2 separate regions of the Mus musculus genome follow, and region 2 is linked to region 1. A link is a loop called in an ENCODE intact Hi-C map of the cell type or tissue named here. Cell type or tissue: heart. All regions are shown on one strand. Each heading gives the region's core, and the rest is flanking DNA. Links, peaks and the distances in the headings are about the cores only.

Region 1 (2,905 bases), core at 295-2,794:
TGTTTTGCTTGTTACCTTGCACAGCTTCCTTAAATCAAGTAAGTGCATTCTCAATTGCCCTGTAGCAGAAGGCAAGGAGGCAAGGGGGCATGAGGTGGGCCACAAGGAAAGTTTGACAGCATAACAAAGTGAGCAAAATGAAATGCATTCATGTGACATTCTTCCCATAGAGCCTCCCCAACCCCCCATTGTCTTCTCTGTTTCTAGTGAAACTCTGTCGAATGCCTGCCTTAATAGCACAAAATTCTGCTTCCTTTGCTTTGATAAATTATGAAGTCAATCTATGTAGCTAACTCGACATCAGGTCTGGTCCATAGGCAAACCTTTGGTTGGGAACCCAGGCCCAGCTAACAGCTGTGAAGAAGTGCAGGGTGTGGTGGTATACACCTTTAGTCCTGGCACTGGGGAGAAAGGCAGAGGCAGAGGCAGAGGCAGAGGCAGAGGCAGAGGCAGAGGCAGAGGCAGAGGCAGAGGCAGAGGCAGAGGCAGAGGCAGAGGCAGAGGCAGAGGCAGAGGCAGAGGCAGAGGCAGAGGCAGAGGCAGAGGCAGAGGCAGAGGCAGAGGCAGAGGCAGAGGCAGAGGCAGAGGCAGAGGCAGAGGCAGAGGCAGAGGCAGAGGAGGCAGAGGCAGAGGAGGGATATCTGTGAATGTGAAGCCATCCTGGGCTTCATAGTGAAACCCTGTCTCAAAAAGAAAGAGGGTGACTAAGAGAAGAAAAGAGGGGAGGGGAGGGAGATGGAGGGGGAAGGGAAGGGAAGGGAAGGGAAGGGAAGGAAAGGAGAGTAGAGGGGAGGGGAGGGGGAGAGGAAAGTAAGAAGAGGAGAGGAGAGGGAAGGGGAGGGGAGAAATGAGGATGTTCATTTCTGAGCGTTGGTTTTCTATCCTTGGTAGAGGACACTGTCTGGCGTAGGGGACTTGAGAGATGGCTCCTTGACTTCCAACCGTTGTCCTGGATTCAGATAAACCAGGGGCAGGCCGCTCCTTATGTGAGGAGTTAGGCTGGGACTCCACAGGCAGTGTCAGTGAACAGCCATCACATGTGACACATTATTGTCTAGCCCAGCCCAAGAGTGCATGGGAAGATGGGCAGCCTTAGCTTGGCAGAGTCCGCCTCAGTCGGGCCTTGGTTTACTCTCAGCTGCTGCAAAAGCTCGCCCTCGTGCTGAGGTTCACCTACTTGTCCTTGACTCAAGCTCTACAGGGAAATCACAGGCCCATCTCGCCGGTCACTGCCCCTAGACTGCACACTGAGAGATTCTAGGGACAATAATTTCTAAGTGCATTACTTATGTGCTGAAGTTCTGCCATGGGAACTTGGGACATGGAGCAGGGACAGGCTGTGCATTCATCATAAAGCAATCAGTGGATGGCAGGGGCCTGGAGCCACTGAGTCTGTCCAGTGGGGAAAGCAGAAGGGAAGGCTGCCTGCCAAGGAACTCTCATTTGTCATGAAGACATTGCTCATCTGGCTTCCAGGTGCCCAAGCCTCCTCCTGGTTTTCCTACTAACAGAGATATTGTCCTGGCCTTCCCCAACCTTGTTCCTGCCCTCTGTCCTGGCATCCATCTGCCCTGCTACAGTTGGTCCAGACGTTGCCTGAAGCTGCAGCTCTGGCAGGTTAGCCTTCAGGAAGTCACTTATTGCATGTGGCTTGTCCTCATAGTTCTGAGGTCTCGAGACCTGGCTCTGCTCTCCCTAGTTTCCAAGAACATACACCTTGCAGCTGTTTCACTCAATGACTCATAAGGTCCTTCCCCAGCATCTCGGGCCATCTCTGCACTGAGCAGAGGCCTGATCTTCCCAAGGCTCCCCTCTTACCTCCTGGAGTCATTGCCTTAACCCAGGATAAGGGCAAGGTCATTGACGTTATTTTCATGGCAAGCATGGTGGGCCTTCTAGATCGCTGCCATTTTAACAGGGAGCAACAGACAGGCATGACAGCACACGCCTTTAGTCCCAGCACTTGGGAGGCAGAGGCAGGAGCATCTCTATAAAGTTCAGGCCAACCTGATCTACCTTGTAAGCTCTCAGCCAGCCAGGACTACAGAATGAGTCCGTGTCTCAAAAAAAAAAAAAAAAAAAAAAATTAAATTAACAGGAAGTAACGTCTTTGTCCATGTGTAACTAACTCCTAGAGGTAGATTTAAGGAATAAATCAGAAAGAGAGTATCGTTTTTACAGTTGTCGTTTGTTTGTTTACTTATTTATTTGGGTGTGGGTGGGTGAGGGGCTGTGTGGGCGTCTTTGTCCACGTGTAACTCCTAGAGGTAAATTTAAGGAATAAATCAGAATGAGTATCGTTTTTACAGTTGTTGTTTATTTATTTGGGCGTGGGTGGGTGAGGGGCTGTGTGGGTGCCACAGTGCTCTCCTGAAGATCAGAAGACAACTTCAAGACTTGGTTCTTTCCTTCCACCACACAGGTCCTGGGGCTCGAACTCCAGTCGTCAGACTTGGCAACAAGCACCATCGCCCTCTGAGCTAACTCGCCAGCCCGGCCCTTGTTCTTTTCTGAGATGGGGGTTTCAACAGGTAGTGCAGACTGGCCTCAAACCTGAGGTCTCCCTACCTCAGCCTCCTAAGTGCTGGGACTGCAAAAAGCTTGGGACTGGGCATAGTGGAGGCAGGAGCAGCCAAGACTCTTGACTAAAAGAGCTACGGCATGGCGCCAGTCACAGATGAACCATGAGCCCAGAATTGCAAATAAACCCCAGAGAGCACTGTTCTACCTGCAAGTCCTCAAGCTCTCCTCTGTCTCCACTCATCTGCCTCACATCCAGCCGAGGAAAGGATTAGGCGATAAGCCACGGATGCAAAGTCAGACTTTCTCCTTTGTGTCTAAGCCTGTGCTCCCCACACTGGCGAAGGTGTGGGTGAAGGTTAGGAAACGTCCCTCTGTCACTAGA
Region 2 (2,905 bases), core at 242-2,741, 50 kb before region 1:
GGATTGGGTTTCTTTCTTTTTTAAAAAGATTTATTTATTATTATATATAAGTACACTATAGCTGTCTTCAGACACACCAGAAGAGGGCATCAGACTCATTATGCATGGTTGTGAGCCACCAGGTGGTTTGCTGGGATTTGAACTCAGGACCTTTGGAAGAGTAGTCTCTTAACCGCTGAGCCATCTCTCCAGCCCGGGGATTGGGTTTCTAACACAAGAATATGGAGCCTGAATTCAGACCATAGTTTCATGGGATAGGAGGGAAGGTAGAATTTCAATCTCAAGGTGAGACTGGCTCGGTGGATTATTAATAATGGCTGAAGTCTTGGTGGCCTCCGTGGCTCCTGAGACTACACTAAGCCTACATTACACACAGAATCATGTCCAGACCATCCTGGCCCTGGCTTGCAATGCTCTTTTCCACTCTCCTCACAGGCCACAGGGAAACACTCCTTGCCATTCACTTCCTATAGCTTTCTCCCAGGCCTCTGCTTCTGGTGGCTCCTGAGTTGAATGTCTGCCCATTATCTGTGTTTCCTGTGACCCTTCTTGGTCCAGACTCCCTCTAGGAGCTTGGTCCTCCCAGCCTAGGGAGATTCTTAAAGACAATCTTATCAAAGTGCCTATCAACCTCACTCATCATTTTAGATACCAGCTGGGATAAAACACTATAACCATAAGCAGCTTGGGGAGGCAAGAGTTCATTTCCTTTTCCATTTATGCACACTGTGCATCATCAAAGAAGCCACGGCAAGAAATCAAGGCAGCAACCTGGAGGCAGGAGCTAGTAGAGGCCATGGAAGAGTCTCACTTACTGGCTTGTGCCTCATGGCATAGCCTGCTTTCTTACAGAACTCAGGACCACTGGCCCAGGGATGACACTGCCCACAGTGAGCTAGGCCATCTCCCATCAATCATCAATCAAGATGGCCAGTCTGGTGTAGATGTTTTCTTAACTGTAACTCCTCCTTTCCCAAATGACTATGTCTTAGTTAGGGTTTTACTGCTGTGAACAGACACCATGACCAAGGCAAGTCTTATAAAGGACAACATTTAATCGGGGCTGGCTTACAGGTTCAGAGGTTCAGTCCAGAATCATCAAGGCAGGAACATGGCAGCATCCAGGCAGGCATGGTAGAGGCAGAGCTGAGAGTTCTACATCTCCATCTGAAGGCCGCTAGCAGAATACTGGTAGCTATGGTAAGGGTCTTAAGCCCATGCCCACAGTAACATAACTAGGCCAACAAGGTTACACCTTCTAATCCTGCCACTCCCTGGGCCGAGCTTATGCAAACCATCACAGACTAAAATTTGTGTCAATTTGATATAAAACTATCCCACACATATTTCCTCTGAATACTCACCTAACTTCCTACATGTAGGGGGACTATGCCTGTCCCCAATACTTGCCTAACTTCCTATATGTGGGGGGACTATACATTGCCTGTTCCCACAGCTGAGCCCTGCTGCTCCACTATAACACCTTTATATTCCATAGAGATTTTTCCATTGTTTTGTTCTCAATCTGTGAACAACCACCTGCCCTCCCTGTATGCTATGTCCCTCGTCTTTCCCACGTGTGAAGTGCCCAACATGAGTGAAAGGCCTACTGGACCTTTACTGACCCTACTTGGAAGTTTCCCTGGGCCCGGGACAGAGGAAGTGGGGGGATTCTAGAAGACTCCATTCTTACCTGTCAGGAGAGCAACAGCAAGCATCTTGTGAGTAAATGCTTTAGAGGTTTCTAAGTATCATTCCTTGCTTTATAGAATGGGGATCTCGGGAGTCATCCAGCTCAAACATGGGTCTCCATGCCCTATCCATCCTCAGACTCTGATGCTGGAGGGCTGGGTGGACTCAGGAATATACATTTCTGAGGACGTTCTCCAAGCTGTTGCTACTGATGGCTGGGAGGAGGGATGAGCCTATGATCAAAGCCTATTCCCAGACATAGCCTGGGCTACATTGCCACCATTCCCCACGCCCTGTGCTGTGCTCTCTCCCCTTGTCTGTAGGGCAGGCAGTCTAGGTGAATATGGAGAGAACAGGAAAGAGCTGAGCTGGGGAGGACACCTATGGGATGAACTCTAGGCGCCTATGGGGTAGGGAGGACTGAAGGACTGAGCCAGACCAGGGCAGACCTGGAAGGGTGTGGAGGGTTGATAGGCTATCTCATTGCAGTGAAGGGAGGAGAGAGAGAGAGAGAGAGAGAGAGAGAGAGAGAGAGAGAGAGAGAGAGAGAGAGAGAGAGAGAGAGAGACCCACTGAAGGCCTCAGCTGCAGCTATTTATCTCCCAGCCTGCCTGCCACAGCTGACAGAGGGGAAGGCTTGCGCCCTGGAGCCCAGGCCTTCTTTGCGGCGTGATTTATCTCTGGGCTTCATCTGGTAAACCTGCTGATGAAACGAGTCTCCTTTTCTCCCTGCCTCATCAATTTTCATTCTGATTTCATCTTCCTTTTCCGTTAGGAAGGGCTTAGCCTTTCTCCGTGCTTAACCGGCCTGTTCCACATCCGCTCTGCCTTCTAACCCGCCAGCCACCCCACCTCCGGCTGCGTGTAGCCAGGTGCGAGGGAGACCCACAGCTTCTCACGATTATGGCAGATGCCTTCCTATCAGCTGGGGACTTGGGGACTATTAGCTGAGGACTCAGTGCACAGAGAGGAGACAAGAGCCCCACAGGATTGCAGGCTGTGGCTTCTCAGCGCATGGAGGAGGCAATGGGTGCTCATCCGGGAGCAAGTGCTCTGCAGAGGCATCGGATTACCGAGGCTTTAGACAGGAAGGTATTTCCTAGATGTGTGGTGAGGAATGGAATAGCAATCAGCATTGCTTGTGTCCCTCTCTAGTGCCTTCCTTGCCCCTGTTCCTAGTTCCCCGTGGCTAAGGGCCATCTTGGGGCCCTGG

The links. Hi-C counts contacts between places; a loop is a spot of excess contacts. Peaks named below come from ENCODE experiments on the same cell type or tissue, not always from the same donor. Only the 100,000 strongest peaks of a DNase experiment are listed, where the experiment ranks them.
Region 2: a loop joins it to region 1, with 2.7 times the contacts of the local background. A loop is called at or near these places in 2 of 42 quality-filtered maps.

What each region holds. Positions count from the first base shown.
Region 1 is chr1:132,976,152-132,979,056 of GRCm38, forward strand. No RefSeq gene overlaps it. Among named protein-coding and RNA genes, the nearest start is that of Gm38687, 5.9 kb to the left of the region's middle. In heart, for the core only: no CTCF peak of the experiment used is centred there; no DNase peak of the experiment used is centred there.
Region 2 is chr1:132,926,111-132,929,015 of GRCm38, forward strand. All of the region lies in intron 1 of Lrrn2 (leucine rich repeat protein 2, neuronal), which reads left to right. It overlaps Gm31159 (a long non-coding RNA gene), which reads right to left. Exons shown (of 3, transcript XR_878529.3): 1 at 1-2,905. Among named protein-coding and RNA genes, the nearest start is that of Gm31159, 2.3 kb to the right of the region's middle. In heart, for the core only: no CTCF peak of the experiment used is centred there; no DNase peak of the experiment used is centred there.